Regions from separate parts of the Homo sapiens genome. Here regions 1 and 2 are each linked to region 3. The links are chromatin contacts, found by Hi-C or POLR2A ChIA-PET in ENCODE. All regions are on one chromosome and are shown on one strand. The core of a region is the stretch at or near the end of the contact, and the rest is flanking DNA. Distances in the headings are between cores, read along the strand shown. Region 1 overlaps BACH2 (BACH transcriptional regulator 2). Region 2 overlaps BACH2 (BACH transcriptional regulator 2). Region 3 overlaps BACH2 (BACH transcriptional regulator 2).

What was found. Hi-C counts contacts between places; a loop is a spot of excess contacts on that map. ChIA-PET counts read pairs that join two places held with the same protein, here RNA polymerase II (POLR2A). Pooled maps may share reads with other maps.
Region 1: a loop to region 3 is called in a pooled map, with 3 times the contacts of the local background. The contact joins two enhancer-like sites. A Hi-C loop is called at or near these places in 4 of 50 pooled maps. POLR2A ChIA-PET finds 5 or more read pairs at or near these places in 5 of 52 experiments (AG04449, PC-9, Panc1 and 2 more).
Region 2: a map of endothelial cell of umbilical vein shows a loop between it and region 3 (11-fold over the local background). The contact joins two enhancer-like sites. A Hi-C loop is called at or near these places in 3 of 168 maps with a recorded cell type or tissue (aorta, ascending aorta and endothelial cell of umbilical vein) and 10 of 50 pooled maps. POLR2A ChIA-PET finds 5 or more read pairs at or near these places in 3 of 52 experiments (AG04449, AG04450 and MCF 10A).

The regions. Positions count from the first base shown.
Region 1 is chr6:90,188,169-90,192,770 of GRCh38, reverse strand. The region is part of intron 4 of BACH2 (BACH transcriptional regulator 2); the gene reads left to right. Among named protein-coding and RNA genes, the nearest start is that of BACH2, 110 kb to the left of the region's middle. Within about 2 kb of position 1,835, at least 2 of the 41 ENCODE cell types and tissues checked have a DNase peak (open chromatin) inside an H3K27ac peak, as active enhancers do.
Region 2 is chr6:90,215,879-90,220,271 of GRCh38, reverse strand. All of the region lies in intron 3 of BACH2 (BACH transcriptional regulator 2), which reads left to right. Among named protein-coding and RNA genes, the nearest start is that of BACH2, 79 kb to the left of the region's middle. RefSeq lists an enhancer at 1,905-2,563. Within about 2 kb of position 2,056, at least 38 of the 41 ENCODE cell types and tissues checked have a DNase peak (open chromatin) inside an H3K27ac peak, as active enhancers do; they include endothelial cell of umbilical vein, where a contact is called at or near this core.
Region 3 is chr6:90,006,749-90,011,143 of GRCh38, reverse strand. It overlaps BACH2 (BACH transcriptional regulator 2), which reads left to right. Exons shown (of 9, transcript NM_021813.4): 6 at 2,288-2,542. The coding sequence starts at 2,300. Among named protein-coding and RNA genes, the nearest start is that of GJA10, 110 kb to the right of the region's middle. Within about 2 kb of position 1,828, at least 2 of the 41 ENCODE cell types and tissues checked have a DNase peak (open chromatin) inside an H3K27ac peak, as active enhancers do; they include endothelial cell of umbilical vein, where a contact is called at or near this core.

The sequences.
Region 1 (4,602 bases), core at 586-3,085, 180 kb before region 3:
TATATTCTCAAGGGAATTTTACTTACACTAGGGTTAATCACTTTTTCTTCTTGTGAAACTAGTGAAATCCAAATGAATGAAGTTTAACTCTTAGCCAAAAACTTAGCTTGTGGTTAGAGTGATTTTCTACAGTACAGTAACTTTTTTTGTTACATGTTCTACTATTGCTGAAAAATGATATATTTCCAAGAGGGAGAAAAGGATATTGTGAGTGCAGAAGACGGTTGTATAACCTGCTTTGCTTATCTCAAATGGCTAGACTTTAGTATTTAATTAAAGAAGTCTTGCCTCTCCTATCAAGTTAGTCATTATTTTGAAGGTTGAACGTGGGTTTTGTAAGTGACTAATTGCTTTGTATGTTCCTTTTCAATTACAATAAGAAGTTATGAATTCTCTACATTTAGAACTGCTAAAAATTATTTAGATTTACCTGTTGAATAGGTTTATTCTTTAAAAAAAAAAAAAGGAATCGAGAAAAAATTTCCACTGTAAATTTTTGGATTCTCCAAGGAATTTGTAAGAAATCTCCCATGAAAAAGAGAGTGATAGCAATTTGAAAAGGATAAGTAGTTGCAGTCTGAAAACTCAGTAGGTAGTGTGAAAGCACATTAATACTGAACCATAATATGTAATGTAAGATTTTAGTCATTAAGAAACCACTATATTGCTGTCTTATTGTTCTGTTACTTTAAAACACAGTTTTTACCTAAAGACTTAAAACCCACCAATGGTATTATAAATTTCCTTTTGGTCAAAAAACTGACAGTTGTACTGTAGCAAAGCTAGTCATTTGAACAGTGGCCTTTTCATTTATAATGGTTATAGTTTTTAATATGTCAAAATCTTAGCAAGTATTCGAGTCATTTTAAGAATGAATTAAATCCTCATTCATTTTGATATTATGAATTCAGATTTTAGAGAAGGGTCTAGGATGAAGTTTGTCCTTTGTAGATATTTGATAAATAATCATTATTTTAAGTATTACCATTTTATGGAATCCCTGTTTGCCAGATACTGCATTAGCCTCTTTACAATAGACTATATTATTGCTAATTTTCAAACCCAATTTGCACAGTAGTTGGTATTATTCCCACTTTACAGATGGGGAAACGCAGAGACCCTTAAGTAATGAGCCCAATAATCACGTGTCTAGATAAAGCAGATCCAATATTTGAATTTGGATCTTAGTGACTCCAAAATCCATGCACGTTTCCATTCCGTCACATTGGAATGTCCTAAGCGTATTTGTTGAATTGAATTCGAAATATATTGAGTAAATTTGCAATGAACTAAACACAAATACAAAATCCCAGAATGAATGTTTTAGTTCTTAAAAGAATGAGCCATTTGCAAATGTGCGGATGAATGCAGTAGTTGAAAATTTGTTCCATCTAATCATTAAAGCAAGTCTCTAGGACTTTTACTCGGTGACAGTTTAGTAGACTGCCACTTCCTTAAATATGTGAGCAGTGTTTGATTCAGAATACTTCTTAAATATCCATTATGTGACCAAATTAGAGTTCTTTAGAACTCTTACAGTTCCTTAAAACTGGTTTCTACTTCACACTCTCACACTTGCCCTCCTTTCTGAATGTGGCCAGGTTATGCAGGTCTTACTGATTTACAGAAGCAAACACAAGAAAAGGTAGCCTTAAGTCACGGATGGGCCTGGCCCGAAGGCAAGATGAAGAAAACCAGTGAGAAGCTCAACCAGAAACCTAAAATGAAAGAAAGCTCTCCTCTTGAAACACTTCACCTTTTCTCCTTTCCTAGCAAAATGATAGGCCTGATTTGTGATGGTTCAGAGTTGCTATCTGCATCATTTTCAGTTTCATCCAGTTTACTTTCTCATAGTTTCTGCCGAGCAATTATGGCCAAGCCACATCCCCTGTTTGGAACTTGGTGTCTCCATATGTGAAACAAAGCAGTGGAATTAGATCAGAGTCGTTGGTCTGGGGTCTTAGCCTAGGTTGGCTTCAGGGGTTGTCTCTAAAATGCTGGGAAGTGAATACAATATTTGGTATGCATATACATTTTTCTGGAGGGAGAATGGTTCATAGCTCCCATCAGATTCGCCAAGGGGCTTCAGCTTACAAAGAAATCAGTGGGCCAGATTATCTTTGAAGTCTGTAGGGACTCTAGCATTTTAGTTTTCTATAAATTTTATCGTACACAGACTATCACAGGCAAGATAGTTGAGAAAATAAATGGGTTTTGTTTCCTTTCTACAGTGTGACATGTAAGGGAAACTTGGAGTGTTTTTACTATAGACAACTGCTTTTCTGTTCTGTAAGATAAGTGTTCTGGAATGTTTGTGGATAGTGACAAAATTCTGTTATTAGCAGAAGAGCAGAAATAGTAAATCAATTAGAAGTGATTCACATTTTGGTGATGAATGAACATTTTTTCAGGCCTGAATATTTCTTACAGTTATCTGTAATGGTAGCTTAAAGAGTCATTTAAAATAGCACTTTCCTATTTGGAATCTCAGACGCTTGGAATGTTAGTGCCTAAAAATGCTCAGAGTTGGCTGCTTGCGGTGGCTCACGCCTATAATCCCACCACTTTGGGAGGCCCAGGAGGGCGGATCACAAGGTCAGGAGTTCAAGACCAGTTTGGCCAACATAGTGAAACCCTGTCTGTACTAAAAATACAAAAAGTTAGACGAGTGTGGTGGTGTGCACCTGTAATCCCAGCTACTCGGGAGGCTGAGGCAAGAGAACCACATGAACCCCTGTGACAGAGGTTGCAGTGAGCCGAGATCATGCCGTTGCACTCCAGCCCAGGTGACAGTGCAAGACTCCATCTTTAAAAAAAAAATGCTCAGAGTTAATAGACCAATTCCTACCCCAAAGAAGCAGAGGCTTCAGAGGGGAGATGATATATCTTTGGTTCTTTCACTGCCATAGTCTCTGTTTGGAGAGCATACTGTCCTGCCAGAGAACCTTCTCATATGTGTCATGGCTCAGCAGATTAACCAACCTGAAGCAAGATCCCTATTGCTCAGCAGATAAACAGATGAAAGAATAAAGAAAAATACTTGAGCACCTCCTCCTTCTGGTAGGGAAGAAAAAGAATTAAGTAGCATCCCCTGTCCAGCTGTTTAGTTTGAAGCCAAAGGAAGCCCACTCTTTTTTTTTTTTTTTTTTTTTTTTTGAGACGGAGTCTCGCTCTGTCGCCCAGGCCGGACTGCGGACTGCAGTGGCGCAATCTCGGCTCACTGCAAGCTCCGCTTCCCGGGTTCACGCCATTCTCCTGCCTCAGCCTCCCGAGTAGCTGGGACTACGGGCGCCCGCCACCGCGCCCGGCTAATTTTTTGTATTTTTAGTAGATACGGGGTTTCACCTTGTTAGCCAGGATGGTCTCGATCTCCTGACCTCATGATCCACCCGCCTCGGCCTCCCAAAGTGCTGGGATTACAGGCGTGAGCCACCGCGCCCGGCCGGAAGCCCACTCTTGAAGTGTTAACTTGCACATTCACTATACTGAAACAACATTTTACTACTCTCCAGGAAATCCTAGTTCAATTTAAACAAAGACTGTCTCTTAGATGTTTAGATATGCCTTTTAAACAATCTGTGATCTTTACCTACATTGTTGCTTCTCTCCAAAAAATGTATTTGTTTTTTTCTGTTGGTGAATTTTAAGAAGTTGCTTTTAGACCAAATGTAAATATACAATATAAATTTCTATATGTGTATGTTTCACAGCCATTTACTCTCTCTGTTTCTGTTTAAATTTTAAGCATTTTGGCTCTGTTTTCTTAGGAAACTTTGTAAAAAGAGAGTAATTACGGGTAGGCTGCACTAATATTATTTGTCTTCAAAGTTGCTATGTATAATTCACTATTAAGATTTATTCTCCAGGGTGAGCCCACAATTTAAGGTCAAGAGGAGGCAAAATGTTCAGAGCTAGCCTTTGGAAACTGATGTTGTTTTTTATTTTTTTTTAATCCAATGCTAAAAAACGTAAATACTCAGTCCCCTTTCGCTTTTTTTTTTTTTTTTTTTCATTTTGGGGCCACCAGACCTTATTACTAGATTGGTAGTATGAAGTAACTATTAAGATGTCCAGTTTTTCAGTAGGAGCAGAAAAAGTAAGTATAAAATATTAGCTATATTATTTTATTCAGTTTACTAGAATAAGCTTACAAATGATCAGTGTCTTTTGGTCATGAATGAGTACACAGTATGGCACACAATTTTGTACCGTGTATACTTGTATATGTATTTTTTTTCTTTTTTTCTTCGTGTTTTATTTTTGTTTTTATATATGTATTTTAATAGATATGAATAAATCAGTGCCCGGGTACCAAATAATGAGCACCCTCAAAATTTGAATTTCAAGGAACAGTGGCAGAAAATATCATTTGAAACTGAAACTATCACAGATCAACAGAAAAATGACTGAAGTTAGCTATGTATAAAATTCCCATAAGTTAACCCACACTTAAACAAATTCATGGTGTGTCTACTGACATTCTATACAAATTCATGGTGTGTCTACTGACATTCTATCAGGAAAAATAAAATAAAATAAATGTAGATAATTAAACTTTACATTTTAGAAATTAGAACACATTTATATCAAAAGCAAACAGCT
Region 2 (4,393 bases), core at 807-3,306, 210 kb before region 3:
AAGAAAAGTGACCTAATTTCTATATATCAAATACATCTTCCTTCATACATTTAAAAATGTATAGAGTTATAAAGGACCTTAAATCCTGTAGCGGAGAAACTCTGGGGTAAATACTTTGGAAACATTGTGAAAAAATTCTATAAATTCTGATAGTAGGTTCCATTTCATTGCTGTGTACTATTAAAAAGTGCAGATGTAAATAAGCATAAGTTTTGCAGGTTGTCAATTTGTTACAAGCGGCTGCATGTTCTTATTCTTCTGAAGTGTCATCTCTTTCAATGTGGGCTGTTTAGGCGGAAAAAAAAAAACTCAGAAAAATACACACTTGGGATCAAACCCTTAGTGCAGAAAAAAGAATCAAAACCTGTAGTTAAGTTGGTTATTTGCAGTGGTGGTATGTCATCCTGTGTGAGACTGACGTCAGGCAGATTGAATGCAGAGGCAAACTTCGGGAGCGTGTGTGTGTGTGTGTGTGTGTGTGTGTGTATGTGTTTTAAAGCCCCACTCCCAGAATATGAAGTGAGTATGAAGGGCACCACAGCAACCCCTGGATCTCTCAAGAATGTACCTGTTTTTAACATGCTGGATCAAGTGTCAGCACTCAGTAGATGAGGAAGGGGTAGAGCCCGACTTGTACAGATTCCGCGGATGGTAAATGGCCCTCTGGCGTGTTTACAATACAGCTGTGCATTCTTAATGGCTCTGCCGCTGCCATGTCAGGTAAAGTTTTCTTTGTACGTGATGAATGGCAGAGAATTCTTTAGCAGAAGGAACCAAAGGAGCTGGGAGGAGGAAAGGGGAAGAGAAGAGCGGAAAAGAGAGAGAAAAAGAAACACACAGCTCCAGAGGGACATAGCCTGTGCTTTGCAGTTGCTTGTGTGGATAGAAACCAGATGGTAAGCTGGAACACCCGCTTGGCTATCTGAGGAGCCAAACATATGGTTAATGGTCGGGAGAAATAGCTTTCAGAGCCAGGGCTTTGCTGACTGCCTCATATTACAGATTGTTACAGTGTGTCATTACATTGCCAACCTAAGTGCTTAATACCCACTGCAGGCGCTGGGCATACACTTACAAGAAAGACTTTTAGCTCTTTGCTGGCTCTAAACAGAGAAGTGACATCATAGGGAGGCTGAAAATGTCTGGTGTTGGAGGTGGGGAGAAGGATAATTTTGTAGTGGAAACAACAATTTTTTTTCTTTTTTTTACAAGCCTTCACTCCACTGAAGTCTACTGTTTTCTGAGAACCTTTTAATACTAGACTGGTTCTCTCACTCTCTCAATCTCTCTTGCGTGCACTCTCACTCTCTGTGTCACACACACACACACACACACACACACACACACACACGGAAAGGAAACCGAAATTCACAGCCCAGGCCATGTCCCCCAACTCCAGTGGATTTGACAGGCCTCGTTCACCTGGAAGCCACATCACTGACTCAGAGGCCCTGCATTTGAAGTTTCTGTTTGGGGAGCTTTGGGCAACAGCAGGCCTGTGTTATCTAAGGAACTGCTGAGCCCATTCATCTGCTTTTCACGGCCCGTTTCCTTTTATTTTTAGCCAAATCCGTCAGGCCTGACAGGCGGGTAATTCGAGCCAGAGAAAGGGCAGAGCTCCAGGTCCTTTCCACAAAGCAATTCTTCTCCTCCCTCCTGGGAGGGCTCCAGACTTGGCCTGCTTCAGGCAGATGGATTTGTTGAGTCATGTGAGATCATTTACACAAAAACACAGTGAGGCAGTGGAAATTAAAAAAAAAAAAAAGAAAGAAAAGAAAAAGAGGAGGGTGGGGGAAGAGGAAAGAGGGGAAGCCAGGGGAATGTGCGCTGCCCTGCTGCTGAGGAGCATAGGAATTTTGCAGTGAGGCAGCTAGACTGAGGAATGCCTAGAGTCATTTGTGTATAAGGTAATGTCTAGTTTACAGAGTGGGGCGGGCCAGGCGAGGACGGCGCCTCCAGCAGCTTGCCTCTGTTTAAAAGAAGAAGGTGTTGGGAAACTTTAAAAAAATTTTTAGAGCAACACCCACCAAACAAAGACCACACTGTTGACAGCGTTGGGTTCCAGTAGCGGTAAACTACCAAGGGGCTGGTTTACAGAAAATGAGTTTGCTCTGTGATGTCATACAAGTTTGCTTTGTCCTGACGCCAACATGACACTGAGGCAGCAGAGGAGGGAGAACAGGAAAATTGGAACCGTACTCTTAGTTAATGGTTTCCAGAGATTATTTAGCAGGACTTGAACAGAGGGAGGAAAATATTGTGAAGGATTGCTGCGAGGTGTACCATAATTGCGGTAGGTAAAACAAAGTCATTACTATGGTTTTCTTGCTCAAGAAGGATTGAGCAATGACTTCAAAATGCCAAGTAAGGTATTATTTTTCCCTACCACAGTATTTATTTTCCTTTAGCTTCTGGGGCATTAAAAAAAAAGACCAACTCTCACATCATGGCAAACAGTATTAATGTTAGTGAATCAATTTTGTTTACTGTTTATACCACAAGCCTTTAAAACATTCCATTAAAAAATTGTCTCCCGCTCATTCATGAAATTCTTTTTTTCCTTCAAATTTGCTTACATGCATTAGCTTTGTTTGGATAGGGACTTTTTCCCTTTTTGGCTGGAGTAAAAGAATGCATAAAAGAATAGTGAGTAGATTATCTAAATGTACATTCTTACAACAAATGTAATGAAAATATGCCGCGTGGATGAGAGGGAATATTTGAAAACAGAAAGAAAAACAGAAATGGGGAGCATTTCAAAATAGTCACCCTGATTATCTTTGTTATGATGCATTTCTTCAATTCTGCATTTATTTAGAACCCTATTGTGCAGCTATTTCTTTTAGCCACCCTAGATAGAATGTAGGTCAACATCAACATTGTTCCTCATATTTTGTTGGTATTTTAAAAGTTGAAACATTTTGCAGTTTTTTCCAGAGCTAGATATTCTTAGGTTATTTAGACGGTTTTAGTGACCATAGAACTTCACGTATAAACTCCTTCTGTTAATAGCTACCACTGAATTTTGATAGTAGACACTCAGATCACACCTTGACCTGGAGTAAACAAGGCACTGATGATATTGATGATAACATAGTCCAACACTGAAGCTGTTCCACTTCTTCCAGGCAACTCTGATGGTCTTACTCTGTGTAAGTTACAGCTTTTACTTCGCTCAAGGAGAGAACTGGTAAATTTTTATGGTTGTTAATTGTTTACATTTTGGGGACCCCAAGTTGCATGGTGCCACATTATTATAATGTGATTATGAGTTGGCATGATTTTAAGTCTACCCATATCCTTGAATGTTCCCTCCCCGTCAGGATTTCCCAATCTCAGCACTATTGACATTTTGGACCAGTAATACTTTATTATGGGGTGTGTCCTGTACGTGGTAGGATCTTCAGTAGCATCATTGGTCTCACCCACTAGATGCCAGTAGCACCCTCCCCCGGGTCATGACAACCAAAAATGTCTACAGCATTGCCAGATGTCCCCTGGGAGACAAAACCACTCTGGTTCAGAACTTCTGCTCCACATTTCTTACTCTGGTTTAGAAGCTCACGCTTTACGTCATGAGCTGGCTGCTCAGTTACTTCTAAGATTGAATTAAAGGATATGAAATAATGTTTTAAGTTGGAATTCCAAGTTAAGTAAAGTTTTTGAAGGTGCAGGCAAGAGTACTTTTGAGTATGGTTATGCAGAACAACCTCTCTCTTGGAATTGCGACCTTAGCAGGTGGATCCCCTCAGGACTCCCTTACAGTGAGTTTCCCAGTGCTGTTTAAGAGGAAATGACCCCACCGTCTGAGCCGAGGGAAGTCGACATTAGCAGAAAGGGAACTTCCCCTCAGTCACCTGAGCAGACAGCCTAGGCCCCAGGCTCGCTGCCTGTATATCCAGCCCCAGAAAGAGGGCAAGGCAGCAGCCACAGTTCTTTCTTGGGAGCACAGCTGACCTCCTCCCCATTCCAGCGGCTGTGGTCTCAGAAGCTGAAACTCTCGTTAATAAGGAATGTGGAGCTTTCCACAGCTAAGGCAAGCATAAATTTCCTCTGTTTGTTTTGTGAGGACTAGTGTCAACTGCTGTAATGAGATCAGAGAGGACCCCAGGGTCAGCTGCTGGAACTGCTTTCTGTGGCTGTTCTCTTGGCTGCTTGCTGTCGGAGAACGCAGTGACTCCCTGCAGACCTCCCTGATGTGTTAAGGTGGTTGTGCCCTTGTTGCATTTCTTGCTGTCTTTGCTTCTCTCATTCTACTAAAACATCAGTGTGCAGTCATCCAGTTCTAAATTATGGAAAAGTTAATGGAAGGCAGATTCCTTTCCACAGAACTGAGGGCAGACTTGGGTGTGGAAAATGCAGCCTTGGGAAGGAAGGTGACCTGTTTCCTTGG
Region 3 (4,395 bases), core at 579-3,078:
ATCTTTATGACCTTGGTTTAGTTTTTTAGATGTGACACCAAGATGGTTTTTTGGCTTCATCAAATAAAGACTTTCTGTTCCTTGAAAGACACTTTTAAGAGAATCAAAAGACAAGCTACAGACTGGGAAAAAATTTTTACAAGTCATGTATCTGATAAAGGACTTTTATTCAGAATATATGAAGAACTCTTAAAACTGAAAAATAAGAAAACAACCCAATTAAAAATGGGCAAAGAATCTAAATAGACATTTCTTCAAAGAAAATATACAGAGGTCAAATAAACACATGGAAGATTCTCAACAACTTCAGGCATTAGAGAAAGCAAATTAAACCCAAAAAGAAATATGATAGACCTATTACAATGTCCAAAACTAGAAAGAGTGACCATACCAAATGTTGGCAAGGATGTGAAGGAACTGGAACTCATACACTGCTGGTGGAAATGTAAAATGTTACAGCCACTTTAGAAAACAGTGGCAGACTCTTTAAAAGTTATGCTTACACATACCATATAATACATTCTACTCACAGGTATTTACCCAAGAGAAGTGAAAGCATATGTCCATCCAAAGAATTGTATGTGAATGTTCACAGCAGCTTTATTTGTAAATAAATACTGGAAACAACCCAAATATCCACTAATAGATGAATGGATAAAAAAAAAGTTACGCTATATTTATACAATAGGATGCTAAGTAATAAAGGAACAAACTTGATATATGCAGCAACATGGATGAATGGTGAAATAATTATGCTGAATAGAAGAAGCCAGATATAAAAGAATATGTAGTTTATGATTCCATTTATATGAAACTCTAGAAAATGCAAGCTAATATAGAATGTCAGAAAGCTGATCAGTCGTTGTAGCGGTGGGGTACAGAGAGGTACAAGGGAAAAATTATTACAAGGGCCTTAAGGAGACTTTTGGTGATGATGGATTTGTTTACTATCTTTATTGTGATGATGGTTTCACAGTTACATACACAATCAAAACATCAAATTGCTCACTATAAATATGTACAGTTTATTGTATGTTAAAGCTGTTTTAAAAAAATAAGAAAGCCAAAAAGAAAGTAGGACTCGCTACTGGAATTCTTACTACTCTAGCAAACATTACAGAAAAACTATGTAACTATATAAATTAATTACAGATACTGTATTTTAAAATACCTCAGCGGGGCCAGGCACAGTGGCTCACGCCTGTAATCCCAGCACTTTGGGAGGCCGAGGCGGGTGGATCACCTGAGGTCAGGAGTTCAAAACCAGCCTGGCCAAGATGGTGAAATCCCGTCTGTACTAAAAATACAAAAATTAGTTAGGCACGGTGGCACATGCCTGTAATCCCAGCTACTTGGGAAGCGGAGGCAGGAGAATCACTTGAACCCAGGAGGTGGAGGTTGCAGTGAGCTGAGAATCGCACCATTGCACTTCAGCCTGGGCGACAAGAACAAAACTCCCTCTCAAAAAAAAGAAAAAGAAATATTTCAATGGATATTTTTTAAAGCAAAGAACCTTTTGTAAAAGTAATCTTGACTGTTGAATGCATCTTTTTTCATGACTGCTATTGTGATATATTGTGTTTCCTTAAAGGGGATGTACATCAATTCAGCTGGGATAACGACAGCACAATTCCACATCTTTCTAAGAGCTGAGCAACTATTGCATTATGGCAATTGTGCTTTGCCTTGAAGTGGCAGAGGGCAGATGCAATAGCTGACTCTACTGAGTCTTCAGTGTGCAGACAGTTTGGTTCACTTGTTAAATATGTATTGTGATTTGATGTTTACTCTACTTGGCATCTCAGCCAAATTTCACCTTAGGAACTTACATATACTTCATCAAGACAACATTACAAATACTTCAAAATGATTCATTTCCTCTTCACACAAATCTAAGTTAGTCCTTGCATAGAGGCTATTTACATGTGAAATTTCTTTTTCAGCCTACTAACAAAATCAGAACCACCAAGTTTTAAAATACCAATGTGTTTTAAATGTTTTAAATGTTCTATTAAAAGATCTGGCTTTGTTACCATGGGGTAAAAGAATGCGGTAAGTAGGAAGCATAAAAGTCAGCTGTGGAACTTGACTTTACAGATATGTTTCCTGAGCTCATTGTACAGAGTAAGCACAAATATGCTGATTGGTAATTCCCCTCCTTCCTGCCATGCTCATGGCAGTGGGACACAGGAACCATGATGTTCTTTCTCACCTCCTCTCTCTGATCCTACAGCTGTGGTGACTCAGCCTTTCTTTCTTTCTTTCTTTGTTTCTTTCTTTCTTTCAGGGTGTGAACGGCATGTCTGTGGATGAGAAGCCTGACTCCCCCATGTATGTGTATGAGTCCACAGTCCACTGCACCAACATCCTCCTGGGCCTCAATGACCAGCGGAAAAAGGATATTCTCTGTGACGTGACTTTGATCGTGGAGAGGAAGGAGTTCCGGGCCCACCGGGCTGTGCTGGCCGCATGCAGTGAATATTTTTGGCAGGCGCTGGTTGGACAGACAAAAAATGATTTGGTGGTCAGCTTGCCTGAGGAGGTACAGTAATTTGGTTTGTGTGATTGTTAATGAATGTTTATTGACTTACAGAAAACTGGCTGACTAGGAGCTAGAAGATGTACTAGGTGCCATGTCCCCACTCAGGAGTTGATGTCCAAGTCACATGTTAGGTCTGTGGCATAGTCAGTTTCTATTTGATACACTTAAAGTCTCAGAGGCACAGAATGTGAATATCTTTCTTGAAGGGAACTGAACCTCACCTGTGGCTCAGTCACTTGTAGTTTCTAGTTCACTTACCCTTCAGGTTTTGAGTGGTTCAGCCTAAGTTTGGCACAGTCCTAGATGTGGGATCTGAATCATTGCTATGATTTCTGTCTTTCAGATGGTGTAAGGATCACTAGATTTCCCTTGAGAGTAAAAGATCGAAAGCATTCACAGCACCTTCTTTGCTTGGGGGAAAAATAAAAGCAACTAGTAATTTTCACCATTAATTCAGTAAGATTCTAAGAAGTGTAAACTTGCTTTTCTCACCGTTGTTGAAAACAGCCCACTCAGGTTTCTTAATCACATCAGTGAATACGGTTATTTTGGCACTTTGGGAACACTAGTAGCTGGACCTGGTCTGTCCAGAGATGACATTTAATTGGATGGTTTAAGTTGTAGGACCCCAAAAGATGGGCTTCACAATGGCAAACCATTAAATGGTCATCCTTTGAACCATATATACACTACCTCTTGGTTCATCATCCTGACTTCCGTCATTCCTATGGGACTAAGGATAATACTTTGTGTTCGGGCAGAATCATTCCCTGTGTACCACCAGCGCGGTGTGCATCTCTTGGGCCACCACCAACAGTTACACAAGCTTTGTACTTTGTAACTCCCAGGAGTACAACTCACATCCATAGTTTTTGCAAATAGATTCCCTAGAGTTGTGTGGTGTTTGACTAAGCAGCTCTTCACAGTGATCTTAGGAGAAACCAAAGACCCCATCACCCAGATATGATGCTGATGGTTACAACCAGTATTAAATCACAGAAGTCACAAACCAGACGCCTTCAGGGGCCTGGCAAATAATATAAATGAGTGAAGTAGGTTGTATATAGGACAGTAGGAAGTGATGGGGCAAGCACCTGCTCCACCAAAAGGCATCTAAATTCAACAAAAAACAAGAAGCCAGGTGCAGTAGAGTGCACCTGTAGCCCCAGCTACTCAGGAGGCTGACACAGGAGGATCCCTTGAGCCCAGCAGTTCGAGACAAGCCTGGGCAACATAGCAAGACCCCATCTTTAAAAAAATAATAACTTGGGAGGCCGAGGCGAGCAGATTATGAGGTCAGGAGTTTGAGGCCAGCCTGCCCAACATGGTGAAACCCCATCTCTACCAAAAATACAAAATATTAGCCAGGCATGGTGGTGTGTGCCTATAATCCCAGCTACTCAGGAGGTTGAGGCAGGAGAATGGCTTGAACCTGGGAGGCGGAGGTTGCAGTGAGCTGAGATCACGCCATTGCACTCCAGCCTGGGTGACAGGGCGAGACCCTGTCTCAAAAAAAATAATAATAATAATTAAAATTTTAAAACACTATTTGTGTTTGTCTATTTGATAGACAAACAAGATATGGGTAGTGGAGGTTTCTTCAAATCCCAGACCCTTGTTAAGCAACATCTGCTATTACCCCTGCTGAGCAGGAAGGCAACCAGCTGATAAAAATGAGGACTGGGGCCAGGTGCAGCAGCTCACACCTGTCATCCTGGTACTTCAGGAGGCCAAAGCGGGAAGACCACTTGAGTTCAGGAGTTCAAGACTGTCTTGGGCAACATAGGGAGACCCCCATCTCTACAAAAGATTTAAAAATTAGCTAGAGGTGGTGGCACACACCTGTGGTCTCA